Regions from separate parts of the Homo sapiens genome. Here regions 1, 3 and 4 are each linked to region 2. Evidence: chromatin contacts called from ENCODE Hi-C or POLR2A ChIA-PET data. All regions are on one chromosome and are shown on one strand. The core of a region is the stretch at or near the end of the contact, and the rest is flanking DNA. Distances in the headings are between cores, read along the strand shown.

Evidence for each region. Hi-C counts contacts between places; a loop is a spot of excess contacts on that map. ChIA-PET counts read pairs that join two places held with the same protein, here RNA polymerase II (POLR2A). Pooled maps may share reads with other maps.
Region 1: a loop to region 2 is called in a pooled map, with 2.1 times the contacts of the local background. The contact joins the enhancer-like site here to the promoter of SCYGR3 in region 2. A Hi-C loop is called at or near these places in 2 of 37 single-sample maps with no recorded cell type and 9 of 50 pooled maps. POLR2A ChIA-PET finds 5 or more read pairs at or near these places in 1 of 52 experiments (naive thymus-derived CD4-positive, alpha-beta T cell).
Region 3: a loop to region 2 is called in a map with no recorded cell type, with 2.2 times the contacts of the local background. The contact joins the enhancer-like site here to the promoter of SCYGR3 in region 2. A Hi-C loop is called at or near these places in 1 of 37 single-sample maps with no recorded cell type and 5 of 50 pooled maps. POLR2A ChIA-PET finds 5 or more read pairs at or near these places in 1 of 52 experiments (Caco-2).
Region 4: a map with no recorded cell type shows a loop between it and region 2 (2.4-fold over the local background). The contact joins the enhancer-like site here to the promoter of SCYGR3 in region 2. A Hi-C loop is called at or near these places in 1 of 168 maps with a recorded cell type or tissue (posterior vena cava), 1 of 37 single-sample maps with no recorded cell type and 5 of 50 pooled maps. POLR2A ChIA-PET finds 5 or more read pairs at or near these places in 1 of 52 experiments (Caco-2).

What each region holds. Positions count from the first base shown.
Region 1 is chr2:227,414,306-227,417,680 of GRCh38, forward strand. No RefSeq gene overlaps it. Among named protein-coding and RNA genes, the nearest start is that of SCYGR1, 28 kb to the left of the region's middle. Within about 2 kb of position 1,391, at least 19 of the 41 ENCODE cell types and tissues checked have a DNase peak (open chromatin) inside an H3K27ac peak, as active enhancers do.
Region 2 is chr2:227,613,227-227,616,272 of GRCh38, forward strand. It overlaps SCYGR3 (small cysteine and glycine repeat containing 3), which reads right to left and starts at 1,614. Exons shown (of 1, transcript NM_001395404.1): 1 at 1,312-1,614. The coding sequence starts at 1,614. The coding sequence ends at 1,312. It also overlaps the pseudogene SLC19A4P.
Region 3 is chr2:227,460,596-227,463,647 of GRCh38, forward strand. No RefSeq gene overlaps it. Among named protein-coding and RNA genes, the nearest start is that of MIR5703, 10 kb to the right of the region's middle. RefSeq lists enhancers at 2,076-2,135, 3,036-3,052. Within about 2 kb of position 1,661, at least 3 of the 41 ENCODE cell types and tissues checked have a DNase peak (open chromatin) inside an H3K27ac peak, as active enhancers do.
Region 4 is chr2:227,481,731-227,484,922 of GRCh38, forward strand. The region is part of intron 1 of AGFG1 (ArfGAP with FG repeats 1); the gene reads left to right. Among named protein-coding and RNA genes, the nearest start is that of AGFG1, 11 kb to the left of the region's middle. Within about 2 kb of position 1,406, at least 4 of the 41 ENCODE cell types and tissues checked have a DNase peak (open chromatin) inside an H3K27ac peak, as active enhancers do.

The DNA of each region.
Region 1 (3,375 bases), core at 141-2,640, 200 kb before region 2:
ATTATTCTTAGAGACAGGGTCTCACTCTGTTGCCCAGGCTGGAGTGCAGTGACAGTCACAGCTCACACTGCCGCTTCAAACTCCTGGCCTCAAGCGATCCTCCCACCTCAGTGTCCTGAGTAGCCAGGACTACAGTTTTGTGCCACCACACCTGGCTAATTTCTTTTTAAATTTATGTTATACCTTTTGTAGAGACGGGAATCTCACAATGTTGCCTAGGCTGGTCTCGAACTTCTGGCTTCAAGCAATCCTCCTGTCTCAGCCTCCCAAAGTGCTAGGATTATAGGTGTGAGCCACTGTGCCCGGCCACAATACAATATTATTATTAACTATAGTGTCCCTCCCAAACTAATATGCTGAAGTCCTAACTCCAGTGCCTTAGAATGTGACTGTATCTGGAGATAGAGATAGGGTCTTTAGAGAGGTGAATAAGTTAAAATGTGGTCATTAAGGTGGGCCCTAATCCTGATAAAGAGGGGGAGATTAGGACAGACAGACACAGAAGGCAGGCCACGTGAAGACACAGGGAGAAGATGGCCATCTGCAAGCCAAGGAGAGAGGCCTTAGGAGAAACCAACCTTACCAATATCTTGTTGTCGGACTTCCAGCGTCCAGAACTGTGAGGAAATAAATTTCTGTTGCTTAAGGCACCTAATCTGTGGTTCTTTGTTATGGCAGCCCTAGCAGCCCATTGGCTATTTTTGCACTACACAAGTTGCAGAGTTGAGTAGTTACAACAGAAGCTGTATGGTGAGCAAGGCCAAAAATATTCAGTAGCTGGCTCTCCACAGACATTGTTTGCCAAGGCTAGGCATGGTAGCTCACCTGTAATCCCAGCACTTTGGGAGGTCAAGGTTGGTGGATCTTTTGAGCTCAGGAGTTTGAGATCATCCTGGGCAACATGGCAAAACCCCATCTCTACAAAAAAATACCCACGACCCGCCCCCGCCAACCAAAAAAAAAAATTAGGCATGCTGGCATGCACCTGTAGTCCCAGCTACTTAGGAGACTAAGGCAGGAGGATCACTTGAAACTAGGAGGCTGAGACGGCAGTGAGCCATGATCGTGCCACTGCACTCCAGCCTGGGCTACAGAGTGTGACCCTGTCTCAAAAAAAAAAAAAAAAAAAAAAAAGAAAGAAGAAAGAGAGAGAGAGAGAGAAAGAAAGAAAGAAAGAAAAAAAAAAGAAAAGAAAGAAAGAAAGAAAAAGAAAGAGAAAAAGAAATGATTCGCCAATCCCTGATACAGACAATTGTTTCAAGGTCATATACCTGGTACATCCCAGAGTCAGGATTTGAACCCCAGTCAGCACCAGTGACTCCTGTTCCCTGCCCTACCCCCTGAGAGCAGGCTGCCTCCCCTCAGCCAGGAGGGCTGGAGCTCAAACAGTAAAGTCAGCATGGTTCTTTTCTTTTCTTCAGTTCATGCTCTGCCCTGTGGGCAGCTGTTGTGGGGAAATGCTGAGTCATAAATAATTCTTACATTAATGCCAAGGCAGCCGGAAGGGAAATGTCAGTAGGAAATGGTATTTCAAATAAGTACAAATTTCATAATTCAGCCAATTTTTTAGACCATTTCTCGCAGCAACATTTTCTTATTTTGAGTTTTGGTAAACTCATAATCATTTATAAATGTGGATAAAACCTACCTTCATTTGGACATGTGACCCAGATATATACATGATATAGAATGGGCCAAACAGATCAGAGCAAAGAGAGGAACAATTGGTCTTATGTATAACTGGCCCTTGTATCTTTACATCACCCAAGACAATTATAGTATTGTGACATTCACTGTTTGAGCTTATCATTGAGAAGCTCCAGGAAGCTTCGATTTCTACTCAACAGAATGGCTCGTTAGTATAATTTTATCCTCTCAGAAATATATTGCAGAAGTCAGCCGTCACAGTCAGCTTCATTTCCTTGAAGGCCTCTTCAGGGTAGTGCCCAGAGACACAAGGGTTGCCAATACCGGTGTCTGCAGGTCCAGGAGCGTGGGTTAAGGAGTGAAGCCAGTTAGGCAGAGAAAACACCGTCCTCCGCCCCACCGCCCCCAGCCCATTGTGGTTATGAGGAAACATAGGCCAGCTGTTCCCAAATCTTCTGCTTTTTCACAAGAAGCCGGAAATCCAGATTTGATGTGAAATTTCCTAATTTCTAAATCTTGGCAACTAATTCAAATAAAAAAAAATAAAAACACAGATTTTTCTTTTTTTTTTTTGCCTGTGGTTTGGACCCCACCATAGGACCCCTGTTAATGACTCCTGCTCTGGTGAGACTCCATGGCCAGGGTGAAGGGCAGGGGTGAAGGGCAAGGGTGAAGGTCGAAATTAGTCTGAACTCACTGGTGTTCATCATTCCTCATGGCAAAACCTTGCTTCCAGGTGTGGTCTTCCCCCGTGCGTTTCTGTGGCTGTATCTGACTTACCCAGTCTCATACCCAGTTTTTCTCTTCCCTTTATTTCTGGATACTGAAATTCTTGGGGTTATTTAAGCCACAGCTGTTTAAAAATGTCAGCATCTGAACCTCATGTTCCCAAGCAAGGAACTGTTGACTGAGTTGGGTCAGCAGGAAGGAATGGACTAGATTTTCTGCCACCCTGACAATGTTTTCTAAACCTGGAGCGAGGCTTCCTGACTCTGTCTCTGCCACTTTTCACATAGGAGTTGCCAAGGAACAGATGAAGGGATACTAAAAATACAAGCTTTGCCATCTCTGTGTTCTTTTTTCTTCAAATCTTTTCTCCATAAATGCCTCGCCTCTTGAATCTCCATTTGTTTTTCTCATTTGTTCAATCATTTATTCACTCAGTAAACATTTATGAAGCAAATAATGTGTGCCAAGTACCACCTTAGGTGCGGGGAGGGCCAAGGCAAATCAGACTTGGTCCCTGACAGTGAAGGGCCTACGTCTATGGTGAGTGAATGTTTGCGTCCTCCTCAAATTCATACGTTGACATCCTAACCCCCAAGGTGATGGTATTAGGAGGTGGGGACTTTGGGAGGTGATTAAGTCATGACGGCCTAACCCTTATTAATGGTATTAGTGCCTTATAAAAGAGACCCCAGAGAGCTCTGTTGTTCTCTTTCTGCCATGTTGAGGGCATGGGGAGAAAGAGGCCATCTATGAACCAGAAATGGGCCCTCACCAGATGCCAAACCTACTAGCACCTTGATCTTGGACCTCCCAACCTCCAGAACTGTGAGAAATACATGTTTATTGTTTAAGCCACCCCATTGATGATATTTTTGTTGTACAAGCCTAAAGGGACTAAGACATGTAGGTTCCTGGATGATCAGAACTGAGGCCCATGTATGTCTGGTGACCAGCACTCCCACATATATAACCCTCACCACCCCCTCTTAGGTATGGTGA
Region 2 (3,046 bases), core at 364-2,863:
CACCTGCCTCCAAACCCTCTCTTCTGAATTTCAAGGTGGAAGGAAAACTGTCTTTCTGTGACAGCATCTTCCCCTCTTTGGAAATCTTATTTGACATGGTTATTTGACTCATGTTCCCTTTGGTTATAACATTCATTTGGTCAGTTCAACCTGTTTAAGCTTCTGTCCAGAGCCAAACTGTGCTTAGAGTAACAAGGACACACCCTAAGTGGTCCTCGTGGGGCTGGTGCAAGAACCAGCTTCTCCGGGAGACACACCCAAGGAGCTTGGCTTCCCTCAGCCCCCGCCCCACTGCTCACCCAAGCTGGGATTCCCCGCTCTCTGCCTTGTTTCCTTCTCACTTTGCTGCTAAACTAGCCACAATAAATCAAGAATCTGAAGTCTGCAAAGAAAAGGATCAGGGAATCTCTATGAAAAATTAGCAAAATGGGTGTTTGGGGACATTTTTTATTGTGCATGGGGACACTCTCAGTAGGGTGTATCATTATTTTGATTCTAATGCTGATAGTCTCACATTACAACTGAAAGCTAATTTTGTAGTTTGAAGTGGTTGATACCACAGACTTCCATGATACCTAACATGGCTAAGAGCCAAATTTCATCATTGCCCAAAAGTGGTCAGGCTCCTGAATGATCATATGACCATTTGGAGTCTGAACAGGTATTTATGAGTCCAGACTTCTGTTTCTAAGACTCTATCAAGAGAGAGATTTGGGGAAAGTTTTGGTTTATGATAATGAAGTATCAGGCTGAGTATGTGCCCCCCAAGTCCCTTCCTTCTTTACAAACCCACAGTGAATTAATCATCCACGAATCTATGTGTCTAGTGTAAAGAATTCATCTAGTTTTTTATTCTTTGATTTATCTTTTGGGATAAAACTCATTTTTCCCCATGGACAGACAGTTTAGAGACTGGAAAGAACAAAAGAGATAGCTCTTTGAGAATGATTTAGTATAATTTATTAAGATAAGTGTTGCTTTGTGTATACAAATATACCCAGGCAGCGGTAAAAACAGCACAGAAATGAAGGCAACCTTAGAGGCATTTCAAGGTCTAACTATCTTCACTCCATTTTGTTGAGGTCATGACTTGAGTTGTAATCAACATAGAAGGCTGCATGGTTGTTATTTTTGTTGGTGATGATGATTAAATGCAGGCAGAATCACAAAAAAACTATAGAAATGTGAAATACTCACGGGCAGGTGACAGGTTCAGGTCATGCTTGTGTCCTATTAGTCAGTGGCAGCCAGAAGGGGAAAGCTTACCTACAGCAGTTACCTGCAGCAGCTGCCAGAGGCTGAGGGCCCTACCTAACAGCAGCATTGCTTCTGGCAGCAGCACTTCTGCTGGCAACAGCCCTTCCTACAGCCACAGCCACATGAGCGGCAGGTGCGGCGGCAGCAGCAGATCACAGGTGTGCTGCAACAGCCTCCACAGCAGCCGCGGCAGCAGGGGCAGCAGCTGGAGCAGCAGCCCACCCGGTAGCACCTGCAGGTGGTGCAGCTGCCACAGACACCACCACAGCCACCACCGCAGCCACCACCGCAGCCACCACCGCAGCCACCACAGCCACCACCACAGCCACCACAACTTCCACAACCACAGCAGCCCATGGTGTCAGTAGAGAGGATGCGGATGAAGTGAAGAAGGAGGACTCAGGAGAGGTGAGGAGGTCTGATGCCTCCTTCTCCTGGGGGAGGCCCTTATATACCAACTCTGGAGACAGGAGAGGGAAGGCACATGACCACTTCCTTGTTGTCATTTGACTTGATGTACATGGAAGAATCCCTCCATCTCATATTGACTTTCCTTTCAGACATCTTTGTCTTCACTACATTTTTGGTTTTGTTTATTTTTTTCATAAAACTATATGCCAGTATAAGTTAAAAAGGCCTAAAAGTTCTAGGGAAGCATTCTGGGAGCTGACGTGTGGTGAGGCTGTCCTTAGTAATGACAGCCTTCTCCTTCTTCCTAAGATGCCCTGGGAATACGCGCCATGTGCATAGGTCCATGAGTTGTTAGCAGGGCTTACAAACCCCACACAGCACCAGGCAGTCCCTGCACTGAACAATCTGAGAGCTTCTCAGCGATAGGTACAGTGATATTGAAGGCACAGTCCCTGACTTCAAAGGGCTTGCAATAGTAAGTAACAACGCAAGCTGGGAGGTGTAAATGGCCACAGATTCAAAGGTCACTGCCAAAGTCAGATGCCATCATCCCATTTATTGACCAGTGAAGGCACTGGGGCTGCTCCCTCCCTCCTCATTTGAAGCACATCATTGTGATTTGTCTTCTGCACACCAGGTCTTAATGATTATTTCAAAAGCAGAAATCAATCCTCTTAGGAGTCTGCATTTTGGTGATGTAATTCTTGGTCTGGTTCACTGTAAACTCCACCTCCCGGTTTTAAGCGATTCTCCTGCCTCAGCCTCCCGAGTAGCTGGGATTACAGGCATGTGCCACCATGCCTGGCTGATTTTTGTATTTTTAGTAGAGACAGAGTTTCACCATGTTGGCCAGGCTGGTCTCGAACTCCTGAGTTCAAGCAATCCTCCTGCCTTGGCCTCCCAAAGTGCTGGGATTACAGGCACGAGGCACTGCGCCCGGCCAGGAATTCATTTTTGTCCTTGATTAGGTGATGTCAATTGATGGCTGAGAGAAAAAAGTCTGTGCTAAATAGCCTGGCCTGGGCTCCCTAGAGAGCAGGCTCTTGGGCTATTGGGAGAGCGCAGGGTGGGAACATCGAGGGACACATGGTCCAGAGGTCAGAGAAGCTTGCTGAGCTGAATGAAGGCCCAGCATGGGGAGGAAAGGAGTTTATGGCTCCAAGGAGAAGCCTGTGGCTGTGGATCATGGTGGAGTGTGAGAATTTGTGACCAACAAGAAGCCTGTAAAAAAGGCAAGAAAAATATGAGTGCAAGCAGGGTCTTCTCCATGCATGCTGAGGTAGAGGCTTCTGGCGATCAGTCAGTGCTCAGCAGACAGCAGTCAGCATCTCTGCTGCAGACGAGATCATCCTCCAACTCATTTTGTAACAGGCTCGCT
Region 3 (3,052 bases), core at 411-2,910, 150 kb before region 2:
AATATTACTTATCCAATCCATAGTATTGGATATGTAAAAGCATAGAAAAAAGGTCTGGAAAGGTAACGATGTGCTGCGACTGCTGGACGAGGCGATGTGAATGGGAGAGTGTGAGCTGTGGGCTGGGGAACTTTTGGCTTTACTGGCTGTGTTAGCTTCCCAGGGCTTCTGTAACAAACTGTCACAAGCTAGGTGGTTGAAAATAACAGGGATTTATGCTCACAATTCTTTATGCTACAGGTGAGGAATCAAGGAATCAGCAGGTCCAAAGGCTCTAGGGAAGAATCCTTCCTTGCCTCTTCCAGTTTCTGGTGGTCCTAGGTGTTCCTCGGCTCGTGGCAGCATGACTCCCACCTCTGCCTCCATCATCACATGGCCTTCCTCCCCGTATGTCTGTATGTGTCCTCTCTTCTTCTCATAGAGACACTAGTCATTGGATTTAGGGCCCACTCTAAATCAGAATGATTTCATCTTGAGTTCTCCAATGAATCACATCTTCAAAGGTCCTATTTCTAAATAAGGTCACATCCTGAGGTTCTGGTTGAATGTGAAGTTTTAGGAGATGCTTCAACTCACTATACCAGCATTGTTTTGTTTTGTTTTGCTTTCTTTTAAAAATGAGATTATATTCATGTATTACTTAGGATTTTTTTTTTTTTTTTTTTTTTTTTGAGACAGAGTTTCACTCTGTTGCCCAGGCTGGAGTGCAATGGTGCAGTCTCGGCTCACCGCAAACTCTGCCTCCCGGGTTCAAGCAATTCTCCTGCCTCAGCCTCCCGAGTAGCTGGGATTACAAGTGTGCGCCACCATGCCTGGCTAATTTTGTATTTTTAGTAGAGATGGGTTTCTCCATGTTGGTCAGGCTGGTCTCGAACCCCCAGTCTTGGGTGATCCACCCACCTCAGCCTCCCAAAGAGCTGGGATTACAGGCATGAGCCACTGTGCCTGGCCCTACTTAGGATATTAAACAACAAAATGAAACAAGAAAATATATATATAAAATATAATATACATTATACTATGGGAAGCTAATGTATACATGTATACACTTGCTTATTCTGTCTAGGTTGTAGAGGAGGTTGTTGATGGGAAAAGAGGGAAATACAATGATTGCTAACACTTGTAGAATGCTTACTATCTGCCAGACATTGTTTTAAGTGCTTTTCGTATATTAAATCACTTAATCCTCATTGGAACCTTATGAAGTAGGTGGTATGATCATTTCTATTTTATAGGTGAAGAAACTGAAGCACAGAAAAGTTAAGTTGCTTGCTCAAGCTCCCAGGGGAGATCCAGGCTTGGACAGTCTGATTCAGAAACTTTGCTGATACCACCATGCTGTACTGTCCTTCATGTATGGGCACACATAGGCGATACAGGTCTGAGTCAAGAAAATTTGACATCACTTCCTAAACACACACACTCTCCTTTTTCTCCCCAAATAAAGCATCTATAAATGAATGTTGTTTCTGTGGTTAGATGTGTTTGGAGAATTTTATCTGCAGAATCTTCCAAACTGAACATTGTCTGATATTTACTTAGAAGAAATAAAAACTTCCATGAACTGAGTGAAAAATAGTTGTTCATGTATATCACTGATTGCTGTTCAGATCACTTAGAGCACAATGGATTTCAACCAGTCAAAGTGCAGCAATGCTCTGAGCAAAGGGTAGCCGCACACAAGGTGGTTCACTTAACGGCAGCTTCTGGCAAATTGCAGCTAAACTGCAGTTCCAGTTGACTTGGTAACTTACAAACAGCACACGCTGAATGGAAAAGGAATTGGTATACCATATTTAAAACAATGAGAATAATGATAGCAGTGCTTCCATTAATGCCAGATGCTGTGCTGAGTACATTTTCTTACTCTGTTCTTACTGTAACCTTCTGAATCATTAATGCCCCAGAGGTGGGGTGGTGACTAATGATAAACTGATAAGGGTATCCTTATGGTAAAAATGGCCATGACCTTGTTCCTGTAAAGTTGCTCCAGGGACTTCCCCACTCATAAGCGGACTTGGAATTTTCGCCGTAAGTCCTTTGCTATAAGTTCTACGCACATTCAACAGGGACACCTCTGTGTAGCAAGTTACCTAAATGAATATTCAGGCTGTTTTCACTCTGGGAACTTGGTATGTGTAAATTTTCAGGTAATTTCCCTCATTTGAATAACTTCTTGAGTGAAAACAGGTCCTTCAAGTGCACATCCTGGAGCCCCGGGGCTGGCATAGCATCCTTATAAAGCAGAAACCTCAGGCTAACAGAGCCCAGTTATGTCCTGGGATGTTTGTATTCCTAGAGCCCAGCTCGAGACCAGGAAGTGCCTCCTAGGTTTTCCTGTTTCCATGTGGCCTTGGTTTGGATTCACAAGAAAAGGATTCAACAGAGTACAGTGCTGACTGTACCGGTTAAATTATGGCCTCTAAAGTCCAACCACTGGCCTTCCAATCCCAGCTCCATCACTTCCCAGCTATGTGACCTTGGCAAGCCCTCAACTCGGGAGCCTTAGTTTCTTCATCTGTAAAATGGATATAACAATAAAATCTATGTCCAAAGGCTGCTGTGAGTATTAACTGGGTGCTTAGTCAACCGGGAAACATTAGTCACTGGTATTGGGGGATCAACGGTGGAGCTCTATGCAATCGATTCTCTTCTCAGGGGATGGGGTATGATGGCAACATCAGTCAACTGGGCTCAAGGGAATTACTTTGCACTCAGTTCAGCACATGCTGTCTAATGAGCCATTGCCTATCTGCCAGCATTTGTTGAGAAATACAAAAAGAAAGAGAGGAGGTTTTTTTAGAGACCCACTTTTAAAATACCCCCATCTGACCCCTTCAAAATGGAGGGCTGATGGGTAGCGTCCATTTTCCTTTTCTGTAGGCCCAGCAAGCCCCACTAATGTTTCTTTTCTGATAACTAAAGCAGGTTTCTCTCCCCACAGGGGCCTCTTTCTTTCCCCTGAACCAGAAGGGAAGATCCCCTTTCTCTTTTCAGTAATGGGCAAGAACAAAGTTCCATTGACAACGTGAATGGAGCATTTCTTACCCTG
Region 4 (3,192 bases), core at 156-2,655, 130 kb before region 2:
ATACAGGCATGCAGTATGAGATAAACACATCATGGTAACCCTCTGTCTCTTGTGGGTTAATACCTTCTTATTCCTTTACTGTCATTTCGTTGTGGGTTTGGGCATGTGAAGAGATTTAGATTTTGTCCACTACTTTTTTTTTTTTTTTTTTTTTTGAGACAGAGTCTCGCTGTTGCCCAGGTTGGAGTGCAGGGGCGCGATCTCTGCTCACTGCAAGCTCTGCCTCCCGGGTTCACGCCATTTTCCTGCCTCAGCCTCCCACGTAGCTGGGACTACAGGCGCCCGCCACCTTGCCCCGCTAATTTTTTGTATTTTTAGTAAAGACGGGGTTTCACCATGTCAGCCAGGATGGTCTCGATCTCCTGACCTCGTGATCTGCCCGCTTCGGCCTCCCAAAGTGCTGAGATTACAGGCGTGAGCCACCGCACCCAGCCTTGTCCACTACTTTTAACTAGAATGCCTTAATTAGGTTTAAGTCATAACTTGAATATTATTTTTTAGATGCTTGCTCTAAGTGTTACAAGGACCTTATGGTGTAGTATTTGTGGCTTTCCCAGAAACTCAGAATAACAATAGGGATTTATATCATGCTTATTATTATATATAGAAAGCTAAATATATTCAGTTTTTTAATGTTGGACTCTGGATAGACGAATATTTTGGACTAGCCAACATATACGGTGTCTTGGCATCAATAGTTTGTAGATTTGATAACCTACTAAAGGCACCTTCCTTCCATCTGTTCTAGATTTTAAATGTATAATTTTATGCTATGAAACATATGTAATATTTTTAGTAAATAACTAGGATGGGCTAGATCTAAATGTCAACTTTATTACTTTCTGCCAGTATTATTGGCAACTACATAAACTTCCACAGGTTATTAAAAATATTTTTACCAGCTTCTCCCACAGCAGGAGAAAAACAATTAATAAAACTAACTAAATAAGCTTTCCTACTTACTCATCCAGCACAGATTGTTATTTGAATTGAACAAATGGTTATTTGCAAGATTGTTTGAGGCCTAGTTAAGAGCAGCACACTGATGGACATATGGAATGAGCCACACCATCTGGTTACAGTCATACCTGGGTGGTGGTCATTAAAACTAAATCTCCTGGGGATCTGCAGATGTCTTAATTATACTACAAAAATGTATTGGGCTGCACCAGTAGGCTACTTTGAACTTCTTGAAACCAGTTAACTTGCAAACATGTTTTCAAGATATCAAAACTGCAGTTATTGAGTCTTTTTTTTTTTTTTTTTTGCACAAAACTGAAGACTTAAAATGTGTATTTGAGGATCTGGAATGGGTGGTACTTCAGTATTGGCCCCATGAAAGTAATGTGGTTTACTTACCCAACACTTTCATCCAATAGTTATGACTAATATGACAGAAAAGTGTTTTATAAACCCTGAATTCACCCTGTAGCTAGAAGGGCTTTAGCAAAAAAGGGAAGTGACCTCAGGTTCACATCTTAAAAATACTTGTTTTGATTCACTGCAGGATTTTATTCACTTAAATGATCAAATTTGGTAGGTGAAGATAGTCTGCTAATGATAAATTTAATTACTCTAAAAATTGTGGTTACTATAGATACTAACACGAAATCAGGACTACAGTTTTTTTATTTCTTGACATACGTTATAATTTTTTGGTATGCAGTTCTGTGAATCTTAACATATGTATAGATTCATATAGCCACCACTCAAATTAGAACATGCAAGTTTTCCATCACCCCAAAAAACTTTTAGCCCTTGTTTTTACTGTACTCCTGGCAATTACTGATCTGTTCTCCAACACTGCAGGTTTTGTCTTTCCAAGAATGTTGTGTAAATGGACTCATAACTTTTCTAGATTGCCTTTTTTCACTCAACATATTATCTTTAAGATTAATCCAAGTTAGTTGTTGTTTATCTTAATAGTTTGTTCCTCCTTGTTGCTAAGTAGTATTCCATTGCTTGTTTGTTTTTCCATTTTCTGTTTGAGGAGTTTCTAGTTTTTGATATATATGAATGGAAATGCTGTAAATGTTTATGCTCAAGTTTTTGGGTGAACGTAAGTTTTCATTTCACTTGGGTAAATATCTAGGGCTAGGTTGTATGGCACATGCATGTTTAATTAAAAAATTGGCCAAGTTTTTTTGGTTTTGTTTTGATTTTTCCCTTTTACTTGTGGAATTCCGTTTTCTTTTTTTTATTATACTTTAAGTTTTGGGGTACATGTGCACAACGTGCAGGTTTGTTACATATATATACACATGCCATGTTGGTGTGCTGCACCCATTAACATTAGGTATATCTCCTAATGCTATCCCTCCCCCCTACCCCCACCCTCCATTTTCTTTTATGGTCACAATTGAAATTGTACTATTGATATTAACATTCCAGAGTTAATCAGTATTTTAATCTTCTGTTAATACAAGGTCTTTAAAAATACAAAGTAGTTTCATTTAAGTGGTGTTTCTTTTTTTTTGAGACGGAGTTTTACTCTGTGGCCCAGGCTGGAGTGCAGTGGCGTGATCTCGGCTCACTGCAACCTCTGCCTCCCAGGTTCAAGTGATTCTGCTGCCTCAGACTCCTGAGTAGCTGGGATTGAGGACTGCCACCACACCTGGCTAATTTTTCTATTTTTAGTAGAGATGGAGTTTTAACCATGTTGGCCAGGCTGCTCTCGAACTCCTGATCACAAGTGATCCACCCGCCTGCTGGGATTAAGATTACAGGTGTGAGCCACCGCGCCTGGCTCATTTAAGTGTTATTGTTGGTAAACATATTATTTGTCCCTTTTTTCCTTCTGTTAGTTGGATGTTACTGTAATAAGATGATATTTGTTTAGATTTGCCAGTTTACAGTTTGCTTACCCCTTAGCATCTCAAGACTTTCTTGGGTCATTTTTCTTCTTAAAGTATATACAGTATAAGCTTCTTTAATGAAGATCTCTTAGTTTTTTTTTTGTTTTTTTTTTTTTTTTTTTTTTTTTTTTTTTTTGAGATGGAGTCTCACTCTGTTACCCAGGCTGGAGTGCAGTGGTACGATCTTGGCTCACTGTAACCTCTGCCTCCTGGGTTCAAGTGATCTTCCTGCCTCAGCCTCCCCAGTAGCTGGGATTACAAGTGTGCGCCAACATGCCCGGCTAATTTTTGTATTTTTGTTGTTAGTAGAGATGGGGTTTCACCATGTTAGCCAGGC